3 separate regions of the Homo sapiens genome follow, and all the other regions are linked to region 3. A link is an interaction called in ENCODE POLR2A ChIA-PET data of the cell type or tissue named here. Cell type or tissue: MCF 10A. All regions are shown on one strand. Each heading gives the region's core, and the rest is flanking DNA. Links, peaks and the distances in the headings are about the cores only.

The links. ChIA-PET counts read pairs that join two places held together with the same protein. Peaks named below come from ENCODE experiments on the same cell type or tissue, not always from the same donor. Only the 100,000 strongest peaks of a DNase experiment are listed, where the experiment ranks them.
Region 1: POLR2A ChIA-PET joins it to region 3 with 5 read pairs; 2 of 35 experiments call an interaction of 5 or more read pairs at or near these places.
Region 2: POLR2A ChIA-PET joins it to region 3 with 5 read pairs; 1 of 35 experiments calls an interaction of 5 or more read pairs at or near these places.

What each region holds. Positions count from the first base shown.
Region 1 is chr10:116,422,411-116,427,962 of GRCh38, forward strand. PNLIPRP3 (pancreatic lipase related protein 3) reads left to right here and starts at 5,437. Exons shown (of 12, transcript NM_001011709.3): 1 at 5,437-5,552. In MCF 10A, for the core only: no CTCF peak of the experiment used is centred there; no DNase peak of the experiment used is centred there.
Region 2 is chr10:116,049,952-116,055,503 of GRCh38, forward strand. No RefSeq gene overlaps it. Among named protein-coding and RNA genes, the nearest start is that of SNORD158, 140 kb to the right of the region's middle. In MCF 10A, for the core only: no CTCF peak of the experiment used is centred there; a DNase peak (open chromatin) is centred at 4,110.
Region 3 is chr10:116,350,129-116,358,923 of GRCh38, forward strand. CCDC172 (coiled-coil domain containing 172) reads left to right here. Exons shown (of 9, transcript NM_198515.3): 6 at 7,252-7,353; 7 at 7,708-7,810. Among named protein-coding and RNA genes, the nearest start is that of CCDC172, 30 kb to the left of the region's middle. In MCF 10A, for the core only: no CTCF peak of the experiment used is centred there; a DNase peak (open chromatin) is centred at 3,873.

The DNA of each region.
Region 1 (5,552 bases), core at 3,053-5,552, 73 kb after region 3:
CTGTAGTCTCAGCTACTCAGGAGGCTGAGGCGGGAGGACCTGTGAACAATGTCTGTGATGCCTCATTGAGAAGAGAGAAGCCTGGGCCAGCAATGATGTTTCAGGCAAAAGAGGAAGTTCTGAGTGTGGACGTTGACAGTGAGTCTGACAGGAGGGAATGAATGAGGGAGACGCCATTGAGGAAGCATCAACAGGGCCTGGCTCACTCATAGAACGAGGGTGGCAGGGACCTTAAGGGTATCAAAAATGATGGGAATGTTTCCAGCTCATGACTCAAATAATAGCAGTTCTAATAACAGGAACAGGGAAGGCATGAAGAAGAGCTCTTTGGAGTTCAGGGGTTCAGGTCCAGACTGGGCAACATAGTGAGACTCTGTCTGTTAAAGATAAACTTTAAAAAATAGTGTATTGTCCTAGATCATGGGAGTACTGGAAGTATCAGAAGTGGAGACCAAGACCCCTTATTTCTCTTTATCTCTATTTCCAAAGAGCTCTTTTCTCACGCCACTCTCCTCAGATGTCAAATTGGATTGTGTTTTCTGTGTCATGTCCTGTCATGTAAAATTTAAATATTAAAATCTGCCAGAGGGAAATAAGTGCTTTTAAAGGTATTTTGTGATTTATCACGTAAAGAACTTAAGGATATGTGTTAAATAAACCTGAAATAACATGTCATTCTATTTCAGCCCTCTCTCATGAAAAGAGAAAACCTAGTTGTCTTCGAATTATCCTGTATTAGTCCATTCCCACACTGCTATAAGGAACTACCTGAGACTGGGTAATTAATGAAGAAACCAGGTTTATTGACTTACAGTTCCACAGGCTGTAAGCATGGCTGGGGAGGCCTCAGGAAACTTAAAATCATGTCAGGAGGACAAAGTGGAAACAAGCACATACATCTTCACATGCAACAAGAGAGAGAAAGCAAAGGCGGAAGTTCTACACACTTTAGACAGCTAGATCTTGTGAGAACTCACTCACTCACTATCAGAGTGAGCAGGGGGAAATCGGTCCCCATGATCCAATCACCTCCCACCAGGTCCCTCCTCCAACACTGAGGATCATAATTTAACATGAGATTTGAATGGGGACACACAGCTAAAGCATATCATACCCTCAAATCTTCTTTTCTTCAGAAAATTTAAATTCTTTTAAATTGAAGTAGCCATTTTGGAAAGACAGAAGCATAAGTAAATAATATTGAACTAGGTGATGAGATAATCCAGTATTTGGCCTGATTAAAGGTAAATATTTGTCAGTTCCAACATTGAATACTTGGCATTATTTGTTGTGGGAATATTTATTTATTATATTGGAATATAATAACTTTTAATATATATAATACACTAAATACATAATATATAATTAATATTATAATATATAATATTAATATATTATAGTTGAATATTTTATATTATGCAATGTTTATTATATATTTATTATATGTCAATATTTTAATATATCAGAGAGAACAATACATATAATCTTTGGAGTTCAGAAAAAGTGAAATAGGCCTGAAGTTCATTTCTTAGAAGGTGCCTAGATATACTAGAAACATGAAGAATGAAATTAATAAACTCGTAGGATGACTTCTTCCTTTGCCATGAATCGTTGAGGGTTGTAATTATACAAATTTGGACTCACAGACAAGTACTTTTACATTTTGAAATGTTTCACCAAATAAATATTAGTTTATTTATTAATATTTATTTAAGTTTCTTTCTTTTTCTCTCTCCCACTCATTTATTTGTTACAGTATTTGTTCAAAAAGTACAAAATGTCCACGTGACAGGCCCCTTACCTGGTACTAAGTAATATAAACATGACTATGAAACATTGATTTCCTTAATCTCAAGGAGGCAACCCTCCTTGGAGCAGTCCATCATGTGACTAATTATCATGCAATAGCGTCAGAGTGAGACATATGTCTAAAGTGTGGGTGAGCCAAGAGTAAGTGATAATTTCCAGTTTAGGGGTTGAGGATGATTTTACAGAGTAGGTAATAAATGAACGCAAGCTTACCTGGTAGGGAATAGGGAGGGAAAGGTGTTGCAGAAATAGCACAAGTTAAGGCATGGAGGTATAGGCACAACTAGTTTGTTGGCAGTGCTCTAAGTCAGAGGTCCTCAACCCTCAGGCCACGGACAGGTAACTGGTCCATAGACTGTTAGGAACTGGGCTGCACAGCAGGAGGTGGGCAGCAGATGTGCGAGCGAAGCTTCATCTGTATTTACAGCCGTTCCCCATCGCTTGCATTACTGCCCAAGCTCCGCCTACTCTGAGATCACTGGCCGCATTAGGTTCTCATAGGAACACAAACCGTACTGTGAACTGCGCCTGTGAGGGATCTAGGTTGCGTGTCCCAGGAGAATCTAAAGCCAGATGACCTGTCACTGTTTCCCATCACCCCTACATGGGACCCTTGTTGCAAGAAAACAAGCTCAGGGCTCCCACTGATTCTAAATTAATGCGAGTTGTAGAATTATCTCATTATATATTACAATGTAATAATAATAGAAATAAAGTATGCAATAAATGTAATGTCCTTGAATCATCCCAAAGCCATCCTCCCACCCCATCCCGTGGAAAAACTGTCTTCCATAAAACTGATCCCTGGTGCCAAAATGGTTGGGGACTGCTGTTCTAAGTGGTTCAGCTTGAAGGGTGCTTAAAGTGGGGAAGTGGTAAAAGAAGCACGTGGGGGCAGTTTGCTAAAGGCCCTGCAGGAATGCTAAGGAGTTTAGATTTTATCTCCTAGAAAAATGATCAGATCTGTGTTCTAGAAAAAACCTGTACCAACAAGCATACAAATGTATGCTCTTGGCTTTCAAGCTTACAATTTAGTTAAAGGGGGTAAAAAATAAGTAATATAATGTTTAAGTTATAAAAGATTAAAAATAAAAAAATGCAGTGAGTGTTCAGAAACTAGAGAAATCTTAACCAACTGAGGATGATCAGAAAAAATATTTATGAAAGAGATTGTTCACATTTGAACTGGGGCTTGAATTTATGACGGGGGTGTAGATATATATAGAAAAAGGCGAGGAAGGACCGTCAAAGTAGAAGAAACAGCACGCCCAACACTCAGCAGGTGGACAGGAGCAACATGGGTGAAGGGCATGGACTTTACAGCTCAGATGGTTGACCAAGGAGAAGACAAGAAAGTCCTTGATCTAAGTTAAGTAATTTGAGCTTTATTCAATAGGGACATTCGAGGAGAGTGTGATCAGAGATGTGATTCCAGATGGTTTACCTGGGAACAATATCTGTGATGCCTCATTGAGAAGAGAGAAGCCTGGGCCAGCAACGATGTTTCAGGCATAAGAGGAAGATCTGAGTGTGGATGTTGACAGTGAGTCTGACAGGAGGGAATGAATGAAGGAGACACCATTGAAGGAGGATCAACAGGGCCTGGCTCGACTCATGGAATGAGGGAGGCAGGGACTTTAAGGGTGTCAAAGATGATGTGAATGTTTCCAGCTTGTGACTCAAATAATAGCAGTTCTAATAACAGGAACAGGGAAGGCATGAAGAAGAGCTCTTTGGAGAGAAAAGCATTTCTTAAGATTTGGATATGATGACTTTATGCTTCAGATAAAGTATCTGAAAGGCCCAGAATGTATTGGCAATGCTGGGCTGGGAGTTTTGGAAAGAGAATGGATTTTGTGATGAACTTTTAAAAGCTATTGTTAACTCCTGTATGGGACATTTTTCAGGCAGAACTACAACGATTGCAGCAAGCATTTATGGATTCACTAGTATCTGACACTCATTAAATACAATTGTTAAAGTATGGGTCTTCATCTCTCAGAATGATAATCTCTCTAGGGTAAGAATTTCCTTGGATGCTATGAGATCAATGAAATCTAATGCTATCTTTTTCTTTCAACAAATATTGACCAAGTGCCTGTGATGATAGACCTATTGCTATGTGCTGGGGGCCCAGAGATGAACAAAACCCAGCTTGTCTCAGAATAGTTCGATCTGGAGGAGGAGAGTAAAATGTAAATACCTAACAATTCTATAATATCCTAAGTGTTATAAGAGAGTCATTATAAATTGCTGTAAAAACACAGAAAAGGATGTGGTTTTTAAAAATATCCTATATTATCATTGTAGGTCTTTGTACTTTTTAATTTAAAAATGCTTATTAAGTACCTACTAAGTCCCAGACATTGTGCTTGTCACTTGGGATGCAGATATAAATAACATGTAGTCTTCTGAGAGCTCCTACTGATGAATGTATTAAATGTTATTCATACTTATCTTACAGGTATGGCTGAAAACATTGATTCTTGAGGTGTTGCTTGGAAAAAAAAACAGCCAGTTGTAACTAGTGAAGCTTTCAGAGGGTGATTTTTCTATAGTGTGGGCACTCACAGCGTGTCCAGCACACTGCTTGGTGCTGTTGAATAGTTAATTCTCTAATTACTGCAGGTCTGCATGCCAGTGTGGACTGGCTGCCATGAATACCAGGAAAGGTTTCAACCAAATAAAACATCCAGGACTTGGAAGTACTCTTGTTCATAATCTCTTCTTTGTCTAATTCTTGCATAATGTAACAAAGTTTTTATGAAAAGGCTGTGCCTCATAAATGTTGGAAATTTTAATATTATAATAGTCAGAAACAAAAAGTTAGGAAAAACTAAGAAATAATGTTAGCTATTTTCTATGAGCGTTTAAAAATTGAGAAACTGACTAAGAATATCTGTAGATTGAATTGCTCATCACTTTAAGTTAACATAGTAGCCAAAATGGCAAGTTTCTATTACGTTAAAGTATATCATGAAGCCTATGTACAATCATGTAAGGTTATATTTAGCTATATGTGAACATCAATTTGCCCATACACCCATTAACATAGTTGAACAATGACAGCACCAAAAAATTAACAGGTAATATAGTACTTACTATGTCCAGGTGCTATTCAGACAATAAATAATTCAATCATCTTATTTAGCATATGAGCTAGGAACCACGATCATCCCCATTTTACAGGTAAGGAAAGGAATAGTGAGGCTTACTAGCCCAAGGTCACACTGCTAATAAGTGGCAGAGGCAGAATTTGGACCCAGCATTCGGGCTCTGAAAACAATAATGATAACTCCCATATTATACTGCCACACAGATAAGAGGAAAAGATTAGCTATGTTTGTTATTGAACTCGGAACATCTTATAGCAGGGTCTGTTTGTATTAATTGGGATGCTTACACACAGAAATGAGTTAGGGAAAAATATTCTGAAAGTGCCTAATCCTGGTTTGGAAAAAAAAAATTACCTTTTAAATGCTTATTATCTAACACCTTGTAACCTTAAAGTAACTTTCAAGAGTGACTCAGTTTGTGCTTAACCAAAATATTACTAATAATGAAACAGCAAAACCTTGGAAGTTTCCATTGCCAATCATAAGATGTAAGGCACACCCCGATAATTTTATTTACTTTGCAGAGCATAAGGTGGAATAACATGTTCTTTTAAACGTAGAGTTTAAACATTGAGTTGCATCATTGTGAGGAAAACCACTTAGTATTTTATAGTGAGGTGACTTTAC
Region 2 (5,552 bases), core at 3,053-5,552, 300 kb before region 3:
CAGTGTGGAGAGGAAAGGACAGATGCGGTCGCAGGGGAGAGCCCACAGGTGGAGGTGCAGGGACAGAAGGGAGGGCGGAGGCTTGCTGGCTAATGGGATACAGGCAGGGAGGGAGAGGAACAAGTCAACCTGAATTATGGAACCTGAAGCTGGTGACTGGGGAGGTCATAGGCATCCTGAACTTAACAAGGCCACCGTGGGATCCTCTCCACCCTCCTGGGATCTGCTGCTCCCTCGGTGTAGCCTTCCCCTGCAAAGGAGCACTTGACTGCTGGAGTCCTGCCTGGGAGTGACTGTTGTTCACTTTTCACCTTCTGGCAGTGGAGCTGAATATGAGACTTACAGGCTGAGTCTGGAGTCAGACTTTTAAAACGTCGTCCATGAAATGACCACTTAAGGAAGTTCTGTTTCACTCTCGGTAAATCCCAAATTAAGAAGAAATCCAAGCACATGCATTGGTTATTCACCATCCTAAAGGATGACCAATGTAACACCTCATGTTTCCTTAAAGATCTTTTCCTTTCGTGGCTTTGAAAATGATGCGATTTGCAGGAAACCTCTTCAGGCTGTCGCAGGATGACACAGAGGTTACAAAGCAGACCCTTGAATCAGGCTGCCTGGATTCAGACTCCACGGTCCTCTCTGATTTGTGGGACTTTGCCAAGTTACTTAACCTCTATTTCCTATTGGCAAAAGAGAGACTGCAGCTCCTGCCTCGTAGGCTCCCCTGAAGACCCAATGTAATCATCATGCTTAGAAGAGGAACCACCGATGAAAGGAGAGGGCCCTCTGGAAACAAGTCTTTCACTCCAGATGTGAAGAGAGAGAGACCAAGCAGAGACCCAAACAGAAAAGGACTGTATGGTGGGGAGGTGCGCTGGAGGAGGGCAGGAGCCTGTGAACAGATCTGGAGGTGCCAGTGTCTGAGAAACCTGGGCTTTGTTGGCTTGGTGCTAGTTCTGGGGGTGAAGTGCAAATGGATGCAGGGGCTCCCTGCTCGCACAGGTCATTGGCTCCACTGGGGCCAGTACTGGCAGCCCACCTCATTGCCCTGGCCCCCACACCTGGGTTTGCAACCTTGAGTCATTTAAGTGTCCGGTGAGGAAGATACCACCCCCGCCCCCGCTCTCTTTGGTGATCCACCAGGGCTGAGGCCCCTGAGCAAGTGAACACCACACAGTGAGATCTCTGGCAACCCCAGGCTAGGCACATGAAGTTGGCTATTTTCTGAATGATAGCAGGGGTTATTCAAAGAACTCTTAATACCACATAAAAACTGCCTTGAAACGTGAACCCGGGAGGCGGAACTTGCAGTGAGCTGAGATCGCGTCACTGCACTCCAGCCTGGGCAACAGAGCAAGACTCCGTCTCAAAAAAAACAAAACAAACAAACAAACAAAAAACCGCCTTGAAAAACTCAGTAGAAGAGAAAAATACAGTAGACTGTACAAGCGTGCTCTGCAGAAGCAGATAGTGGTTTAAAATATTTTGCAATTCTGGCATGAGTGGGAAGACGTCAGAAAAGAAGACAGGGAGCTGGAGGGGAGGCCATGCCACAGGGGAAGGGGGCTGGGAGAAGGACTCCTGGACTGCGGGGTCCCCTCTGCCACTGGTCAGACAGACACATCCTGGAATGGGGATGATCAACCAGCTCCCCACCCACCAGCGGGGGTGTCCAGGGAGAACATGCCTGCCTGTGAAGGAGCTCTGTGGACTCTAAAATGCTCCCAAGTTTGGTGACATCATCTGAGCACCTGAAGCATCCTTCAGTGACAGAAATGTTTGGAAGAAGGAAAATAAACCAGGTTTGTATCAGAGTGTGGCTGCTCTCCTATTCTGATATTGGACCTTCCCAGCTGATGGGGCTGGGGATTCACTTTCCATTATCTGGAAGGGAAGCAAACTTAAGACCAGAACAGCACATCCCAAGAGCCACGTTTTTCTTATTGCCTGGTTTACAATTTCCTCTCAGTTTGGGTCCTGTTTTTTGAAGCTCCATTCCGAAAGCTGAATTTCTTGATCTGCTCCCTTCAAAGGGAGATGCCCTTGTCCTGAGGTGCTAAGACAAAGGAAGCTGCTTCTGCCATTCTGTGGTGGACCTCAAGGTGAGGACCGTCAAGCCCAGTGCTTTCTCCCCTGCGGGTTGTCTAGGTGTGGGCAGGAGTGGGAGAGGTCAAGATCTAGAACCAGACAGGGACTAGGAACCAAAAGATTTTCCTGAGCCAGCCACCGTTTCAGGGGTCAGAAATTTAAGCCCTGCCCCCACCACCTCCCCTTGTCTGCTGTCCCCAGACTGAAGACAGAAGAGGCACAGAGGGTGACAGCTGGAGGTGGATTCTGAGGAGGGCAGCTGAGCACCCCCAGCAGTCAGAGCTGGGTCACGCACTTCCTAAGTTGTAGGATACCAGGCCAGCTAGGTTTCTCCAGGCACAGCCTGTGGGTAAATGAGATTTTTTTTTTTTTAATTATACTTTAAGTTGGGTACATGTGCACGACATGCAGGTTTGTTACATACATATATATGTGCCATGTTGGTGTGCTGCACCCATTAACTCGTCATTTAACATTAGGTATATCTCCTAATGCTATCCCTCCCCCTCCCCCTACCCCACAACAGGCCCCAGTGTGTGATGTTCCCCTTCCTGTGTCCATGTGTTCTCATTGTTCAATTCCCACCTATGAGTGAGAACATGCGGTGTTTGGTTTTTTGTCCTTGCTACAGTTTGCTCAGAATGATGGTTTCCAGCTTCATCCATGTCCCTACAAAGGACATGAACTCTTCATTTTTTATGGCTGCATAGTATTCCATGGTGTATATGTGCCACATTTTCTTAATCCAGTCTATCATTGTTGGACATTTGGGTTGGTTCCAAGTCTTTGCTATTGTGAATAGCGCTGCAATAAACATACGTGTGCATGTGTCTTTATAGCAGCATGATTTATAATCCTTTGGGTATATACCCAGTAATGGGATGGCTGGGTCAAATGGTATTTCTAGTTCTAGATCCCTGAGGAATCGCCACACTGACTTCCACAATGGTTGAAGTAGTTTACAGTCCCACCAACAATGTAAAAGTGTTCCTATTTCTCCACATCCTCTCCAGCACCTGTTGTTTCCTGATTTTTTAATGATTGCCATTCTAACTGGTGTGAGATGGTATCTCATTGTGGTTTTGATTTGCATTTCTCTGATGGCCAGTGATGGTGAGCATTTTTTCATGTGTCTTTTGGCTGCATAAATGTCTTCTTTTGAGAAGTGTCTGTTCATATCCTTCAGCCACTTGTTGATGGGGTTGTTTTTTCTTGTAAATTTGTTTGAGTTCATTGTAGATTCTGGATATTAGCCCTTTGTCAGATGAGTAGATTGCAAAAATTTTCTCCCATTCTGTAAGTTGCCTGTTCACTCTGATGGTAGTTTCTTTTGCTGTGCAGAAGCTCTTTGGTTTATGAGATTCTTTAAAACACTTAGGCAGGCTTTTGTCACTTGGTGTTAACTGTGTATGTTTCCACTACTTTAATTGGTTTCATGTCTGGAATGAGGGACTGAAATGGAAGTGAGTCTCAGGGGAGCAGTCCTGGCACTCAGATGGCTTGTCATATTTCTTTTTTAATCTGCTGTTCTTTTCCTTAAGGCAAGGGAGGTAATCTAATTATCTTTTGAAGACAACCTCATGCGGCATTATGTTGACTTGCGCAGCTCTCACAACATAGCCCCAAGTGTGGATGGAGGGCAATGTGGTGGGGCCGTGGGATGTGGGTGTACCTGCAAGCTCTCCTGCTCCGAATCCAGGAGACTTCCTCCCCATAGGCCTGAGAGCAAAGGAGGATGTCTAAATGGGACCTGACATCAGAAAACAGAATTCGAGTCCCACCCTGGCTGTGTGACTTTGCATCAGTCATTTGCTCTCTCTGAGCCTGTCTCCTCAGTTGCAAAATGAAATTAATTTTATCTGAGTTGCTGTGAGGACTGAATGAGATCATGTGCACAGAGCCCATCCATCCCCAGGCTTGGTGCATGGTGAGCTCCCACTAACTGACAGCTGTTACTATCATGAGCTTTCTGAGACTACCATCCGCAGGGCGGGGTTCATTCTTGGAAGAGCAGACCCAAACTCCCCTTGGGCTGGGAAGGCCCTGCATGGATATGACTCACCCTTATGTTGTGAACCACAGAGAGAGGAGTTATTTTAAAACCCTCCCATACAACACAATGCACAGCAGGTGCCCCTAAGGTGCCTCTTCTCTAAATCGTGGCAATTAATCTTGCAGGAGGTGCTGCTGGGGGCAGCCACTCACTGCTTCTTGGGCTGTGCAGGGCTTGGCTGGCTGCAGTAGGGAACTCTGCAGAGCCCCGGGAGCACTCTGAGCCAGGGCTACCTCAACCTCTTTCCTCCAAAGAGCAAGGCTCAGAATCTGAGCTGGGTTCCAGAAGTTGCACAGCTTGTCCTTCCTTTACTTTTTATTCTCTAAAAACAATGGGTACAAATAATATATGGATAGAGTAAAAACTACGTAAAAACTATATCCAGGGAATATTCATGTCTATCTATTATCTTTCTAGCTATCATCTATTTATGATCAATTACCTATCTATAGAAATTTATCATCTATCATCTATTAATATCTCTATCTCTACCTATTTATGTCTGCATCAATTATCTATCCATCATCTATTATTTATCTATAGCTATTTATACCTATCTACCTCTCTATTGTCTACCTAGCATCTATTGTCTACCCATATCATCTATATATCTATTGATCTATCTACATCTAGCTGTCATCTATTTACCATCTATCAATCTATCTATACCTGTCTACCTATAGCTATACCTGTCTACCTATATGTAGACTGTATCATCCCTCTCTCTGTTAATCGTCTATCTATGATCTATTTGTCTACCATCTATCTTTCTAAACTCTATACAAGTAGGACAATATTTTTCACCATCCTGTACCTTGCCATTTCACTTAATACACTATAGACCCCTTTTGGTTTAGTGGATGTACATCTACTTTTTAAAAATAGTTGCTTAATATTCCCTCATCTAGCTGCACTATGAATTCTTTAACCAGGTCACTATTGATGGGCATTCAGGTTGTTTCAAGTACTTTGTTATTACAAATTATCCTGTCGTAAAAATACTACTGCATGCATCTTGACACCCTGTATAAGAATGAAGGGCAAATTCCTTGCAGTGGAATTGTTGGTTCAAAGGAGATGTGGATTTTAAATTCTGATACACATTGTCAAACAGTTTTTGCTTTTTTTCTTAAAGACTGTCCTGATTTATAGAACCACCCAAAGTATTCTCAGGCCAAATGCTCACCTTATCTTTTAAACGTGGTGAATTCTCTGTCTACCAGCCTGGATGGCAGACATCTCCGTGAGGCTAAACCCCATCAGGGCAGCCAGCACTGCCGGTTTATGAGACTTTTATGGACACCCCTGCTCATATTTTCACATCACTGTGTTCTCGTTTATGTTTTATGTCACCAAACACAAGCAGTCTTGTATCTTGTTTCTGTCACAGATTTTATTCACTTTCTTG
Region 3 (8,795 bases), core at 2,616-5,115:
ACCTTGTGGGTCATTCTAAAGACTTTTACTGAAGTGAGATGAGAAGCCATTGGAGGACTTAAGCAAAAGAGCGAAGGGTCTCACATTTGAATAGGATTACTTTGACTGCTATTGAGAACACAGTTAAGGGAGGTAAAAGCAGAAACGGAAACCTAGAAGACAGTGGCTGTAATCCAGATGAGAGATGATGAGCAGTTGGATCAGGGATGCAGCATAGAAGTGGTAAGTGGTATTCAGGTTCTAAATATGTTTTGAAGGTAGCAAGGAGGATTTCAAGATGGACTTGATGTGGAATATGAGAGAAATAAGTGTTAAGGTTGACTTTAAGGTTTTTGGCCTGAGAAACTAGAAATGTGGAATAATTGATATTCAATATATCTGTTTGTAAAATGAATATTTATTTTAAACATTTGGTAATTCATAGATAAAACAGTTCATCACTTTTGGCTTCAAAATAATGGTTGTCATAATGTTTTTCTCAAAATGTTCCTCTTACTCATTTCTCCGAGTTGTTGAATTCATTTTTCTTAGATGTGAGATAAGCAATATATGACACTTTTCTTTGCTTGGCAATATCCTTTAATGATTGGCAATGTACATATGAGGAAGACAATTCACATGTTAAAAGATGTAAATTAATTTTGATTGTCTTAGTTGGTTTAATATTCATAACCATAAAAGCTAGCTGTTGATTAGAACATTGTGGGTTTTAGGCCGTGGAAGAAATTAAAAAGTGATTGCCACATCAATTATACCTAAATAAAGCTGTAAATAAAAATAACAATAAAATAATAGTGAGGCAATAAACAAGTAGGAAAAAAAGTTATCACCACAAACACAGTGTTTACTTTTTTCTGTTCTATAAGCCTGATAAGAAATTGGCATATTTGTTTTATTTTTTTCTTTAAAGGATTAATCTTTAGACTTACCTTTTTCATTTAGGCTAAAGTGTCAGGATTAAGAAAGATATATTTCAGAAATACTTAAATCCAGTATTTCTCCATCATTCTTGCCTAAGTTTTACAAAGATTTTCTTGTGATAGAATGTCTGATAAATCAATTAATAATGAATAAAATATTGTATCTTTTTTAATCTGTTGAATATTGTGTTATGGTATCCTGGATTCCCTCTATTGAATATTAATATGTAGTTATATTTATATTTTAAACTTTTGTTTATTAAGGGAGCAGAAGGATAAACATGAACGTATTTTCTTTTCATTGAATTGTCCACTTTCAGTTACCTACACTAGTGGACAGAAACATTGTGAATAATCAAAAATATTTAAAGTCAATTATATGATTTATTTTAGTTTTGTTCAACATGCTTTCTTGAGCATCTACTGTATATACTACACCAGGCACTGTTCAGAAATTGGGATTTAAAGATGAATGAGGCATAGTTCCTGTTTTCAAGGAGCTTGTGATCTAATGTGGAAGAGAGACAAGTAAAAGGATAATTTAAATATTATGTGGAGAACTTTTACGTATCGTCATGAGGAATAATTTTATGGAATTTTCCCTTCTATCACAACTAAAAGACTGGAGAAAATTATATGAGAAACTACTTTTAGATATTGAGGACAAGAGAGTACAGGACCACGATCCCTGAGAGAAGGGAAACAAATGAGGTAAGCCCTAATTGCCCAAGCCTTCTCACTGGATATAGTTTTTGGATAGTAGCACTGGGAGGAGGAACTTAAGCAATGCAAAATGGTCTGAGTTGAGGAAACAAAGATTGGAATTTAGGGAGGCCAAGTTAGCTAGAATTTTCAGGACAATGTACTTGAGAGGACAGATCCACACAGAGAAAAAGCTCTGGAAATCTGGATGGAGATCCTCTTGAGTCTTTGGATGTACTTGAACCTGTGTATACAGACAGGAAACCCCACTGGGCTGAGTAAAGAAAAACTACTGGGGAGCAATAAGGTGGACAATTCTAAGAGCTCATATGGGAATGGAAGACATTCATGTTCCATCTTGTCACAATAGAAATATTTCATTAAACAGAAGAGTTCTGCCTTAATAGAAGGATTAAATTAAATTAAATATTCTTCTAGACCTACCCTAAAAAATTCTTATAAACAAGATTTGCACATGACCCATAAGTAGCTTACCTGCCTACTAAAACAAACATCAACATCCTTTATGGGAAGACAGCAAAACTCATTTAACAAAATAGTAAACACAATGTTTGGTATACAGTCAAAAATTACTAGACATGTAAAGAAGCAGCAAATTACAACTCAGAGCAAGGAGGAAATTTGGTCAATAGTAACATACCTAGAAATGATATAGATGATGCAATTAGAAGGAAAAATAATTAAAGCTTTTAGAATATTCTAAGTATACTCAAGGACATGAGCATAATGAGGAACTAAATGGAGGATATAAAAATAACCAAAGACACAGAAGAAATATTTGACAAAATTCAACAACTTTCATGATAAAACCACTCAATAAACTAGGGATAGAAGGGACTTTCCTCAATCTGATAGAGGGCATCTATAGAAAAACCCACAGCTAATGTCATTCTTAATGATAATGGAATGAATATTCCCCTCTAAGATCAGGAACAAGACAAGGATATTTACTCTTACAACTTCTAATCAACATTATAGTGGGGGTTTTAGGCAGAGCAATTAGGAAAAAAAAAAAGAGAAAAAGAAAAAGCATCCATATTGGAAAGGAAGAGGTAAAGCTATCTCTATTCAAAGATAACATGATCTCGTATATAGAAAACCTAAGGAATCTACAGGAAAACTATTAGAGCTAATAAACAAGGCCGGGCACAGTGGCTCATGCCTGTAATCCCAGTACTTTGGGAGGCCAAGGCGGGTGGATCACGAGGTCAGGAGATCAAGACCATCCTGGCTAACATGGTGAAACCCCGTCTCTACTCAAAATACAAAAAATTAGCCGGGCATGGTGGTGGGCGCCTGTAGTCCCAGCTACTCAGGAGTCTGAGGCAGGAGAATGGCATGAAACCTGGAGGTGGAGCTTGCAGTGAGCCGAGATCGCGCCACTGCACTCCTTCCTGGGCGACAGAGCGAGACTCCATCTCAAAAAAAAAAGAATAAATGTGTACATCCACCTCATACCATACACAAAAATTAACTCAAAATGGATCAGACAGCTAAATGTAAGAGCTAAAAATGAAAAACTCTTATAAGAAAATACGGGTGTAACTCTTCATGAGCTTGGATTAGGGAATGGTTTATTTTAGATATGCACAAGCAATAAAGTATAGATAAATTGGACTTCATCAAAGTTAAAAACTCTTGTGTTTCAAAGGATACTATCAAGGAAGTGAAAAGACGACCACAAAATGGGAGAAAATATTTGCAAATCATATATAAGGGACTTGTATTCAGAATATATTAAAAACTCTTACAACTTAATAAAAAGATAACCCAATTTAAAAATGGACAAAGGAATTAAATAGACGTTTCCCAAAAAAGCTATACAAAGCCACTTCCAGTAGGGGCTTGTCTTCCAGGACAAGATGTGGAGGAGAAAGACAGTGGTATTGATGATCCTGACCTTGTGTAGGCCTAGCCTAATTATATGTGTTTGAGTGTAAATAGTTTAAAAAGAAAAAAAATATTTTTATACAAATGTACGATGTATTTTTTTAAGCAACATGAAAAGTTGCTTACATTATTAGTTATCAGGGAAAGGCAAATCAAGACCACAATGAGATACCACTAGTGTGGCTATAATAAAGGTGGACAGCAATAGTGTTGGCAAGAATATGGAGAAATTGGAGAAATGTAAAATGATGCAACTGCTTTGGAAGCAGTTTGGCCGTTTCTCAAAGCATTAAACCTAGAGTTACCATATGATTCAATGATTCCACTTCCAGGTATTTAAGAGAATTACAAACATGTCCACACAAGACCTTGTACAGTCGTGCACCACATAACAGCATTTCAGTCTATGAAAGACCATGTATGACAGTGGTGCAATAAGATTATAATGGAGCTGAAAATATTCCTATTGCCTAGTGACGTTGTGGCACAACATATTACATGTTTTTGTGATCGCAGTGTAAACAAACCTATTGTGCTGCCAGTCATATAAAAGTATAGCACATAAAATTATGTACAGTACATAATACTTGCTAAAGATAATAAATGACTATGTCACTGGTTTATGTATTATTATACTTTTTATAATTATTATTTAGAGTATATTCCTCCTACTTATTAAAAAAAGTTAACTGTAAAAAAAGTTAACTGTAAAACAGCCTCAGGCAGGTCCTGTAAGAATTATTCTAGAAGGCATTGTTATCATAGAAGATGACAGCTCCAGGCCAGGCATGGTGGCTCACGACTGTAATCCCAGCACTTTGGGAGGCTGAGGCAGGCAGATTGCCTGAGCTCAGGAGTTTGAGACCAGCCTGGGCAACATGGTGAAACCCCGTCTCTACTAAAATACAAAAAATTAGCCGGGCATGGTGGCATGCACCTGTAGTCCCAGCTACTTGGGAGGCTGAGGCAGTATAATTGCTTTAACCCAGGAGGCGGAGGCGGAGGTTGCAGTGAGCTGAGATCATGCCACTGCACTCCAGCCTGGGTGACAGAGCGAGACTCTGTCTCAAAAAATAATAATAGTAATAAATAAAAGAAGATGACAGCTCCATCCATGTTATTGCCCCTGAGGGCCTTCCAGTAGGGGCTTGTCTTCCAGGACAAGATGTTATGGAGGTCAAAGATAGTGGTATTGATGATCCCACCCTTGTGTAGGCCTAGGCTAATTGTGTGTATTTGTGTCTTCGTTTTTTACAAAAAAAGTTTAAGAAGTAAAACATAATATATTTTACAACTGTACTGTATATTTGTTTTAAGCTAAGTGTTATTACAAGTCAAAATGTTTTTAAAAAGTTAACTTAAAAAGTTAAAGAAAGTGAAAGTTAATTTATTATCAAAGAAAGAAAAATATTTTTAAAGTAGTGTAGCCTAAGCGTAGTGTTGATAATGTCTAGAGCAGTGTACGGTAATGTCGTGGGCCTATGCATTCACTCACCACTCATTGACTCACTCAAAGCAACTTCCAGTACTACAAGCTCCATTCATGGTAAGTATCTTACACAGGTATACCATTTTTTATCTTTTATACTGTATTTTTGCTGTACCTTTTCTAGGTTTAGATATATTTAGATACACAAATGCTTATTACGGTGTGCCTACAGTGTTCAGTACAGTAACATGCTGTATAGGTTTGTAACCTATGAGCAATAGGCTATACAGTATAGCCTATGTGTGTAGTAGGCTACCCCATCTTAGTGAGTGTGAGTACACTTGATGATGTTCTCACAACAACATAATCACATAAGGACTTTTTTCTCAGAACATATCCCTGTTGTCAAACAACACATGGCTGTACATGAATGTTCATAGCATTATTCGTAGTAGCAAAAAAGTGGAAACAACCCAAATGTCAATCACGTGAGGAATCCAAAAACAAAATATGGGCATATATATACAGTGGAATTATATTCAGGCATCAAATAAATGAAACACTGAAACATGCTACAAAATGGGTAGTCCTTTTAATCATTATGCTAAGTGATAGAAGCCAGATGCAAAAGACCACATATTGTATGATTCCATTGTTGTGAAATATCCAGAATAGGCAAATCTGTATATAGAGAAAGTAGATCAGTGGTTGCCTAGGGCTGGCAGAGTTAGGGGAAATTGGGAATGACTGCTAACAGGTATGGAGTTTCTTTGGTGGGGGGAGTGAAATGTTCCAAAATTATATAATGGTAATTGGATGCACATATCTGTGAAAATACTAAAGCCCAATGAATTGTATACTTTAAAAGGATGAATTATGTGGTATGTGAATTATGTATCAATAAAAACTGTTTGTAAAAGGAACCAAAGGGGCTCTAAAAGTTAGGAAATACAATATCTGGGCCGGGTGCAGTGGCTCACACCTGTAATCCCAGCACTTTGGGAGGCCGAGGCAGGCAGAACACGAGGTCAGGAGTTCGAGACCAGCCTGACCAACATGGTGAAACCCGTCTCTATTAAAAACACAAAAATTAGCCAGGCATGGTGGCGAGCACCTGTAATCGCAGCTGCTTAGGAGGCTGAGGCAGGAGAATCGCTTGAACCCGGGAGGCAAAAGTTGCAGTGAGCCGAGATGGCGCCACTGCACTCCAACCTGGGCAACAGAGCAAGACTCCACTCAGAAAAAAAGAAAAGAAAGAGAAAGAAAGGGGGGGAGGAGGAAGAAGAGGGGAGGGAGGGAGGAAGGAAGGAAGGAAGGAAGGAAACCTGATATGAAAAATTTCCTGGAAGAGATTAAGAGCAGATCAGAGGCCGCAGAAGAAGAGACCAGTGAATTTAGAGATAACTTAAAAAATGGAAACACAGAGGGAAACAAAAGACTTCAAAAAGCTAAAAAGCTGCTCAGAGACATGTGGAACAACATAAAAGAATCTAATAAAATGTGTAAGTGGAGTTCCAGAAATTATGGCAGAAGAGAAAGAATATTTGAAAATTTAGGAGATGAGTCTTAAAGGATGAATTGGGATTTGTCATGAGAATAAAGGGAGCAAGGGCATTTTAGGTAGAAGAAACAATATTAGCAATATTGTGAAAGCTTGTAGCCATATTATGAGTACTATGCAATGTCATTTTAAATGTGTTTTAATTATAAAGGATAGTTTTCTTATTTGGAACTTTATTTCACTAAGTGATATTACATATTTTGAATTCTCTTTTGGTAGGCTAACCATCTACTAACTTATCCTTTTGTATCCAGCTGGTGATTAATAAGTTCTGGTCAGTTTCTTAAAAAGAGTTACTAGTTGGCCAGGGGAAGCTAGTTGGAGCTTAAAATTAACCGTATGCTGCTTAGATTTTTACTACATGAGAAAACGTTAATAATTGCTGACGTAAGGCAAAGCTTAAATGCTTAAAATAGATTTTTTGCATTTGTTTAGTTTTCTATTTCTTTTTAGATTTTTTAGGATTGATTTTTTTTCTATTTCTGTGAAGAATACCATTGGAATTTTCATGGGGATTGCATTGACTCTGTATATTGCTTTGGATAGTATGGATATTTTAACAACGTTAATTCTTCCAATCCATAGACATGGATATCTTTTCACTTATTTGTGTTGTCTTCACTTTCTTTCATCTGTGTTTTATAGTTTTTAGTGTACAGGTCTTTTACTTCCGGGGTTAAATTTATTTCTAAGTATTTTATTTTTGATGCTTTTGTATCTGTTTCTAGAAATGAAGTCAATGGAACATGATAGTAGCCAGTTAAATGAACTTCAAAAACAAAAGAGTGAATTGATACAAGAATTATTTACTCTCCAAAGAAAACTTAAAGGTATTACCTTCATGAGTTAGCTTATTTTGCTGATAAATATAGTTATATATGCATGATAAGGGCATATTATTCTTTTAAAATATATTAACCTGTTGTGATATAGTGCTATTATTGGTATAAAAAAGAAATAGATAAAACACTAATCAACGTGAGATCTGATATTTTTAATGTCACAAATTTTTTGAAGATCTTTTTTGTGCATGTAATTGCTATATTAAAGTAGAAAATAAAAATCATTAGTGTATAAATTTTATATGCAAGCACCAAAAATTAGAGTACTGTTCTTATGAGTGAATAAAGATAATCTTTATGTTTAATTTTCAAAAGATTGCAACTATTTTTTGATTTGTTTAGTTTTTGAAGATGAAGAGAATGAATCCATTTGTACTACCAAATATCTAGAGGCAGAAAAAATAAAAATCAGTGAAAAGCCTCAAAATGATACAGAATGCTTAAGGTAAGAGTTTCCTGTTATATTTTGGCCTAAATCAGGTAATTTTTCAAGTTAAATAGATTTCAGTATAAAGCTAAGTGCATCAATTATTAATTTGAAGTTCCAGATGAGGACATTATTTTCTTCTCTGTGTATTCTGACACGTGCTAATAAGGAAACACTTCAGGGCCTAGAAAGTGCTACACATAAGTTCATGATGCGTTGGGTTGATGACTGATAATAGTGAAATTAATTATATCTTTTCTTGAGACTCAGTATTTTTCACATCCCAAGAGATAAGACAACTCTCCTTTCTGTTATTCCTAACTTTTGGCGGGAAATGATTGAAATTACTTTTAATCTTTCTAGATTCCAGCGGTGGGAGGAAATCAGTCTGCTATTTTACTTGACATTTGTTACTCTGGTTTTGTTCTTAAAAAGTGAAAATGTATTTTCTGTATGGATTATTTAGATGATTTTTATGCATTTGGATAATGAATGTATGATATTTGAAGTGACATAGTCATAAACACAAGGAGTAAAGACCTCAAGTTTTAAAATTTGACTCTCATTGATTAACAATTTAGTGTTACCTTTGCTGGCTTAATTTTAAAGAAGTTCCTGCACTTTCTAGGTTTCATATAAGAAAAGAAACCTCATTACTGGATCTATGAAGAAGCAAATGAAGCCTTCTTTCACATAAATCGTATAGGAAATATGTCCACTAGAGCTGAACAAATGCTTCATATTAGCAGTGTATTACCTTAGGCAATAATTTTAGTAGATTGTGAGACAATATTTGCAATTTAATTTTATGTTAAGTTTTATAAGCATAAAATATCAATCTCTTGGGTGATATGTATGATGCAGAATGAGTTTTGATAATGACAATCTGCTCATTCATTTTTTTTTGCACTTTAAAAAATGGTGATGCCCACTGGTGTCATTAGAGTTAGTAGTGTGAGGGCTTCCAATCTGAACTCCAGTTTTGTAGGTTTATCACTCAGTC